Regions from separate parts of the Homo sapiens genome. Here region 1 is linked to region 2. Evidence: read pairs that join two places in POLR2A ChIA-PET (ENCODE). Cell type or tissue: OCI-LY7. All regions are shown on one strand. Each heading gives the region's core, and the rest is flanking DNA. Links, peaks and the distances in the headings are about the cores only. Region 1 has its middle 21 kb from the start of BCL6. Region 2 has its middle 31 kb from the start of LINC01991.

What was found. Peaks named below come from ENCODE experiments on the same cell type or tissue, not always from the same donor. Only the 100,000 strongest peaks of a DNase experiment are listed, where the experiment ranks them.
Region 1: POLR2A ChIA-PET joins it to region 2 with 6 read pairs; 6 of 35 experiments call an interaction of 5 or more read pairs at or near these places.

The regions. Positions count from the first base shown.
Region 1 is chr3:187,764,684-187,769,078 of GRCh38, reverse strand. No RefSeq gene overlaps it. Among named protein-coding and RNA genes, the nearest start is that of BCL6, 21 kb to the right of the region's middle. In OCI-LY7, for the core only: no CTCF peak of the experiment used is centred there; no DNase peak of the experiment used is centred there.
Region 2 is chr3:187,943,610-187,948,004 of GRCh38, reverse strand. No RefSeq gene overlaps it. Among named protein-coding and RNA genes, the nearest start is that of LINC01991, 31 kb to the left of the region's middle. In OCI-LY7, for the core only: a CTCF peak has its summit at 1,731; DNase peaks (open chromatin) are centred at 964, 1,764, 2,424, 3,084 and 2 weaker places; H3K4me3 peaks cover 4,000 bases; H3K27ac peaks cover 4,000 bases.

The DNA of each region.
Region 1 (4,395 bases), core at 185-4,184, 180 kb after region 2:
TGGAGCCATCTTTGACTCCTGTTTCTCCATAACCCACTTCAAATCTATCAGTAATACTATTGTCTCTGACTTGAAAATATGTGCAGGAATTCAAACATTTCTCACTACCTCCCAGTCCAAGCCACCATTGTCTCTCTCCAGGATTATGATAATTTCTTCCTAAACAGCCTCTATGCTTCCACCTTGTCCTTCTCAACAGAGCACCCAGAGGGATTCTGTGAAAGTAAAATTTAAACGCTGTCTAAACCTTCGGTGGCCTTCCACCTCATCCAAATTGATAGGGCTTCCAAAGCCATATGAGGTGTCTTTTTTTTTCTCTCCATCTTCATCTCCCCCTGCTCTGCCCTTTCTCACTGCCCCCACCAAACCAGCCTTTCTGAACACTCCAGGTATAATCTGGCCCTGGGCCTGTGCCCTTGCACTTCCCTCTGCCTGATGTTCTTACCTCGATGTCCAAATGGTTCTTGCCTTCACCTCTTCTCAGTCTTTAATCCAATGTCTGATGCTCAGTGAAGCCTTTCCTAGCCATCTTATCTCAGATTGCATTTGTCCCTTCATATATGTCCTATCCCCCTTTCCCTGTTTTTTTTTTTTTTCCTTTTCAACATTTATTACCATCAAAAATATACAAGCCAGGCATGGTGGCTCCTGACTGTAGTCCCAACACTTTGGTCTCCTATGTTGTCCAGGTTGGTCTCATGCTTGAGCTCAGGAGTTCAAGACCAACCAACATAGGAGACTCCATTTTACAAAAAATAAAATCAAGAAAATTAGCAGGGCATGGTGGCACACACCTGTAGTCCCAGCTACTTGGGAGGCTGTGGTGGGAGGATCACTTGAGCCTGGGAGGGCGAGGCTGCAGTGAGCAGTGATTGTGCCACTGCACTCCAGTCTGGGTGACAGAGTGAGACCCCATTCTCAGAAACAAAACAAAACAAAACAAAACAAAACCATACATATTTACTATTGAATTTATTGATTATTTCCTTCCACTAGAACAAAACTCCACATGGGCAGTGGAGCGCAGTGGAGGGCATTCAGTAAATATTAATTGAAGAACTGGGTTGGATGGTTGGTCAACAGCTTCATGGAGGAGCCTGGGTTTGAGCTATGTTACTGGCCACAGAGAGGATCTGAGCAAACAAATAGGCTGAGAAAGAAGTGCTTGGGAGAGAGGGACACTGAGCAAAGGCCTGGGTGGGAGCCCAGTGGGGATGGCTAGGGCTGGACTAACTCATCTGTTTTCCATCAGCCTTCACCTTCCTGGTTTTCTTTCTTCCAGAATATCTAGTGTCTTTTAGGATGTGGTAACAATCCTGTGGCTTCTTGGTATAATAGAAAGCTCATGGATGGAATTCAGAGTCATATACCTGAATCTAGAAGTGTCACAAGCCACTTTACCTCTCTAACCCTCTGCTTGCCCATCTGTCAAAGAAGGATAACAACACTGGCTTGTGTTTCTCTTGGGGCTGTTGTGAAGATCAAATGAGGCAACAAATGGAAAAATGCTTCTCACAGTGAAAGTTGGATGATTATAGTGGGGATTAGTAAAACGCATCTGTGTATGGCTGAAATAATTACTCAGAGTCATGTCCAGATTATTCACCATAGTGGTATGGAAAGGGCTAGAGGATTCCAATTGGTGACTAGTTCAGAAATCCTTCATCATTCAGCTTTCATATATGGGAGCTACATGGGAGGAGGAATTGGAAGATGTACCTTCCTGGGGATGTGTCAGTGTGCAAATGAGGAGCGATTTATCCCTCGTGTACCAGGTTCTAGTGATTCATTCTTCTCCTTTCACCCTTATAAAAAATTTATGAGTTAAATATTAGTATCTCATTCTTTAGAGGTAGGAAAACCAATGCTCAGAAAGGTTAAGTAACTTGCTCATTGTCATACAACTATTTGGTGTCAGAGTCAGAAGAAACCATTTTGTCTCAAGAGCCTTGCTCTTTCAGTAGGCTACCTTTTCAGACACCTTGGTGCAAATAATTAAGCAGCAGCAGCAGCACTATCCCAGTTACCTAAATTTGGGCAAGTGAATAATACGTAAGTCTAACATTGGGGAGCCCAGGCGGATAACAGACTGAGCTATTAAACACAATTCTGAAAGTGAGAAGGAAGGTCAGTGTGCCTCTAAACCCATGAATCCTAATCCTTGTCTAGGTCACTGCCTTGTGCTATGAATGCTTCCTTTCAGCAGTGCCTGGTAACAATTTAGAAGAAACCAAGATTTTGAGTTAAAGTTTTAGTAAGAGCGTAAGAATAATAAAGTTGGATCAATGTCCAGTGGTCTTTCTAAGCATCAGAATCTTTTTTTTTTTTTTTTTTTTTTAAAGCAGTGGTATAAAGGCCGGGCATGGTGGCTCACACCTGTAATTCCAGCACTTTGGGAGGCTGAGGCGGGTGGATCATTTGAGGTCAGGAGTTTGAGACCAGTCTGACCAACATGGTGAAACTCCATCTCTATCAAAAATACAAAAATTAGCTGGGGGTGGTGGCGGGCACCTGTCATCTCAACTGCTCGGGAGGCTGAGGCAGAGAATCACTTGAACATGGGAGGCGGAGCTTGCAGTGAGCAGAGATCACGCCATTGCACTCCAGCAGCCTGGGCAACAGAGTGAGAATCTGTCAAAAAAAAAAAAAAAAAGCAGTGGTATAAGAAATATGATTATTTTGAATAATTAGTAAACCTAGTCTAGATTTTAACTAGCAACACTTTTGCAGCAAGTTACCTGCTGCCTGTCACATAACGGGGCTTAATAAATGTTCACTGGCCGGGCGCGGTGGCTCACGCCTGTAATCCCAGCACTTTGGGAGGCCGAGGCGGGTGGATCATGAGGTCAGGAGATCGAGACCATCCTGGCTAACAAGGTGAAACCCCGTCTCTACTAAAAATACAAAAAATTAGCCGGGCGCGGTGGCGGGCGCCTGTAGTCCCAGCTACTCGGGAGGCTGAGGCAGGAGAATGGCGTGAATCCGGGAAGCGGAGCTTGCAGTGAGCCGAGATTGCGCCACTGCAGTCCGCAGTCCGGCCTGGGCGACAGACCGAGACTCCGTCTCAAAAAATAAATAAATAAATAAATAAATAAATGTTCACTGAATATATGCATACATCTATATGTATATATATAGCATGTATAGTAACAGTATTGTTTTGATAATTATGTATGTAAGTTCATTTGTATAGATGATGAATGTACAGATGGATGGATACAGGGCCCAGATGTCAGAGAAATGTCTCCCAAAATAGCCTGTAATCATGTATAGGAAGCTGACAGAATGCTTACTTTGAAAGTGAATGCACCAGAAAATTTACAGGGTACCTACTGGGTGCTGATGAAAGGAAATAGAAGGCATATCTCTTTGCACTTGCCTCAGATAACCACAAAAGGCATATATACAATTTTAAATAAATCATTTGTATAGTTTAGAATTGCTTGAATTTGGAGGCAAAAGAGGACTGTTTTCCCTTTAGTGTGACTCAACAATCACAGGATGTGAGGGGTGCAGGAGGCCTGGGTCATCTGGTGCATTTAGCCATTTTAGATTGAAGATTGAACTGCATAAAGGAAAGTTACACAGTGATTCATAGGCAGATGTTTAAAAAAAAAATAGAAATAAAAAACTCCCTCTCTAGCTGCCACTGTTTTCTGTAGGTGCTATGGATATCCTCAGAAATAGGTATTTGCAAAGATGCGGAAAATTTGGTAGGACGGTATAAAGTCAATTGCGTGCGCTTTGGATTTATTTCAACCTGGGTTTGAACCTCCTTCATCTGGTTACTGGCTCTTCATCTCAGGGAGTCTATTTGCGTTTTGAACCTCTGGCTCCTGACTTATGAAATGAAGATACCTGACTGCATGTCTCCTGTCGGGATGAAATGAGATTACATTGGAAGGGGCTCAGCAGACTGAGTACCACCTCACACTGTTTCTCAGTATTTCATTCTTCCTCATACCCACAAATTCTCCCTTTGTCTCTAACGTCCTGGGTACCCTTGGGCCAGGCACAGACTGCTTCCTCCCCTCCTCATCTGCTACATTCAGGTGTTGGATCAGACAATATCTAAGATTCCATTCAATGAGTCTAACTGTCTAGTCCCATTTTTTACCAGAAAGCTGGGATAGCTGGACAGTATATAAAACAGTCTACTTTGTACACATTTATGTTTACAAGACATTTACTATGCTTTGCCACATTTAATCCTTAATACCTGCAGAGCAGTAGTTGCTTTCACCTTTTACAAATGAGCAAGCCAAGGCAACAGGCATAGAGGAAATAATCCCATACCTCTGGCTGTCAATCAGCATGCAGGGAAGACTTTTAAAGGCTTGACAACAGCATTCAAACACAAGGCTCTTCATGATACCCTTGGCCTTAAAAATCAAG
Region 2 (4,395 bases), core at 216-4,215:
CTGTATAACCTAAAGATCAGTGGTTTCCAAACTGTAATTCTTAGAGCTCTAGACCCTTGCTTCTTAAAGTTTGGTCCATGGATCAGTGGCATTGACATAAACTGGAAAGTTATTAGAAATGCAGAATTTCAGGTCCCACCATTGACCTCTAAATCGGAACCTGCGTTTTAACCATACCCACTATGGATTTGTGTACACATCAAAGTTTGAGAAACACTGTTTTAGAATCCCTTTGGGGTACCTGAGAGAGTCACCAGTGGGTGAACTCAAGTTGTATATGGTAGGGTCCCATAAGAGACAATATTTGTGAAGGGAGTGCTGTTCGCATTTTTTTTTTCAAAGATTAAAAAGTTGAAACCAATGTGGTCCTTTCCTTCCTTTGTTAAAAAACGAAATTGTGTGGATGTTAGGACCCTGCTCCCGGTGTCTCCTTCTGGGCCACGCCCCTGACTGCCCTGCCTTGCACATTACCTCCTTGGATGCCTGAGTGCTTTGTGCCCAACACAAGCTTGGCACAAGGATGAGGCGGCTCCAGAAGTGAAGGGCTGTCTTAGGAGACTAACGAGACATTAGATTGTTTCCTAGGCCATGCCATTCCCGCCTCCAAAGGTCTAGCCTTGAGAGTGCTACCTGGTGAGGCAATGATGACACAAAATGGGAACTTGTCACGACCTGGGAGTTTAGAACTCAGCTTGGTTTTCTAAAGGGGGAGGGCAGAAGGGTGCAGAGCTTCCTCCTCTGTAGGTGGAACTATGCAGGGAGATTAGTGTTTGTTTTGTGAGGAACATCCTGGCAGGATCGGAAGAAGCACCGGGAACTGAGAAGAGATAAGCCTGCTTCCAGCTGGCATCTGGGCACAGCCCTGCAGTAGCAGGCTTTCAGGATTTCCAGAGGGAGTGCTTGGCGGCCTGCAGCAACGTCTTCTCAGCATCTCAGTTTGCTGCCATTATAAATAACTGTGATTTGCATTCCCTTCACATCGTATTCTGGAGGAGTTCAAAGCATTGTGCTACCAATTTCCCCTGGCCCACCCTCACACAGGTCCCTTAGAGGCAACATTCATGTCTTCCATTTTACAGAAGGGGAAACTGAGGCTCTAAGAAGTCATGCAAAGGTACCACCTATGTCTGCGCACATCTAGGACTGGCAAACTCTGGGAAGAAGCAAGCACCTTAGCACAGCCTCAGAGCCCCCAAGACATCAGCCCCAGACTATTTCTGGCCTGAACTCCAGCTTCTCTTCCTCCTTCAACCTACCCTCTGCCCAGACAACTCAGCCCTGCCTGCCTCCCTAAACTCACTAGACCCTCTAGTTACGCAGACACATTCCCTTCTCCCCTCTCCTATCTCTATATCTCACATACACGTTTTCACCTCTCTTGTGACACAATTGTCCTCTCCTGATTGGAGCTGTCTGACAACATGCTCCCTGGACAACTACCAGACTTCAAAACCCTGCAGGCAGGGGTATGGTTCAGCCCTTCAGCTCACAGCACAATGCTGTCCTCCAAAAATGCTTGTGCAATGATGAATTCATCAGAAGACAGAAACATACAAACTAGTGGATGAAACAGAGGGAGTCTGTATTTATAGAATCTCATGGGTAAAACAGTCATGTCGTTCAACAGTTCTGATACTATGGAAGAGCTCATTCTAAAAGCATTTGAAGTAGAGGCTGTTGTTTCCTATTAAAATAAAAACGCTTGCTGTACTTTGGGGAGGTCTTGAGAGACACCACCTGGCACTGGCCTGTGACTGAAGACACTTGAGTTCTATGAGTCTCAGGGTGTGTGTATGTGTGTGTGTGTGTGTTTAACTGAGAGTACTGAGATGATTTACTACCAGGGTTGTCATGAAGATGAAACAAGGTAAGGTACTTATACATGTTTGTTGCAGGATTGCCACTCGCTATGCCTTTGATACTTAACAGCTACTAGCTAGTCAGAGGAATCATCCGTTTTTCTCCTATCACAGAGCCCAAATAATTCATGGGGATAGAGGAGAAAAGGGCAATAGGAAACTTGAAACTGAGTCTTCCTTTTCAGGACATGAATGCTCTGGATCTTAGGAAATGGTTATCCAGGATTCTAAACCTAATGATTTAAAGAAATGGTGTCTGATATCCAGCCCCATGCTAAGCTCTTCCTTAGTTTCAGTTGTGTGACTTACTCACCAGTAATTCAGGAATTGAGCACGCCTGGACTCTGGGCCTGCGGTCTCCATCCTAGAGACCTTCACACTGGGCAACCAGAGGTGTGGGGTGGAGAAAGGACTGGCCTGGCATCCGTGGGACCAGGGTTTGTCCTCTGAATCATCTCTTGACCATGGAACATTCATTTCCCCTCTTTGGGCTTTAGCTTCCTTGTCAAATGAGAACCTGGACTAGCTGCTCCATAAGACCAATCACCATAGTTCTGTTATGCAAAATTGAGATGTTCACAGTCTCTGCTCCCCGGCATCTGCATTCTTCTTCCTTCTTGTCATGTCTACCCATCCTAATGACTAGGGTCAGTTGAGTGAGAAAAAGCCTGTAATATAGTGCTTTACATGTTTAAAGTGCTTTCATACTCACTTACCTTATTCTACCTTTACAAACAGGTCAACAGGACACACAGGTGGATGTCATAATCCCCATTTTATAGAATATAAGAATGAGTCTTAGAGATGGGGAGGGGTGCTCAGTAGAGGCAGAGCAGCACCTTTGCATTCCCTGTTCTGATTTTTTCTGCCAGTGACTCCCAGGACTGGTGGCGGTTATAGTGCTGGATTTGGTTCCCTGGACCAAAACAAAGCCCCTTCTGCTTCCTCATGATCTTTCTCCCACTGCCCATTCTCCCACTGCCCAGGTCCCAGTCACCTTAGTCCTTCTTGCTTGGCCTCCCAATAAGAGTAGGATGTGGTGGAGCTGAGTCCGGGGCAGAGCCACTTGGTGAAGTTTGACAGGGGTTGGTTTTACCCTTCTGCCACTTCCTCCTTCATCCTGTGCTAAAGTATTTCTTCAGGTTTCGCCTTTTGACCAAGCCTCCACACGAGGGTCTGGGAAACTTAGAGCTATTGTTCTGTGGGTATGCAGAGGCAGAATACTGAGAACAGAGACAGTGCACGGGGGCAACCTAGGCCAAGTGTGACAGTGAGACTTCTGAGATGCATGCTTGACTTGCTCTGATGGGTTGAAAACAAGTAATTGGGCAGAAAGTCATGCACCTGGAAGATAAAATGATAAGCTTCTAAAGTGGGGGCAGGGAGAGGTAGCACAATGCTTGCAATGAAAACAGGTGTATGCATTATTAAGCAGAATTAGTCAAGGTGAGTTGGAAGAATTTAGGCATCTCTGTTGAAACATTTTTCACACCCATCCTACTTTTCTTAACTACCACCGCCCTCTCACTTCTCATTCAGGAGGTTGCAAAAGCCTCCCAACTGGTCTCCCTGTGCCAGTCCTTTCCGGCTCCTTTCCACCCCGCAACATGGATCTCAACCTACCTGTTCAGCTGTATTCCTCAGTGCTCCCGTCTGAGCATGCAGTGCTGCAACCCAGGCAAACGACTCACTCTTCTCGTCCTGTACTTTTCCATCTCCAGCCTTTGCTAGTGTGTTTCTCCCTCTGCTTAATTCTCCTACCCTGCAAGTAGAAATCCAACCTCACTCTTTCAGGCCCACTTCAAATGCCACCTCCCCTGTGAAGTCTTTCCTAATCCTACCCTCTTCTTTCCTTCCCAGAGGAATGACCCCTCCCCCCTCAGGAGTGTATAGAACACTCGATTACTTGGCCTGCCCTTTAAGGGTTCCTATTGCCATCTACCTGGTATTTTAACTATTTCTGTGCATGTCCTATCTCCCCTACCAGACGGGGATCACCTTGCAGTCAGGAAAGGGATCACTTTCGAATTTGCATCCCTCAAAGTCTTGGCTGCTGTTTAGTTATCTGAAGAATTAATAAAGACATGAATGAAGAGTACTTGTTGGGACAGGAAAGAGAAAAGCTCTAGCATCTTAGCTTAAAACTCAAATTAAACTGGTGATGCAATTTGAGACACGTGTTGAGTGAAACGCAAATAAATATGTTCAAAGAAAGCTGGATCAGAAAGAAAAGAGCCTGGCAAGGGAGTGCAACCCAGGGGACCAAGAAAATAGGTATGAGGGAGAGGGAGACAGTAATGTTTGTTTTATGCTTGGTAACAGGAGAAGTCAACAGAAGCTGGAAGAAGCATTTTAGGGTGGGACTGAATGAATCACAGAGCTTCTATTTAACCCTTATATAGCCCCATATGTCTTCCCCAGTGTAGAAGCCGTAGGAAAGAAAAGTGTCTGCAGTATTAGTCGGCATCAAGAGTTATGATTACCTTTAGTCAGGCCAGTGAATAATTTTAACATGGGCACGGTATGATCCATGCCA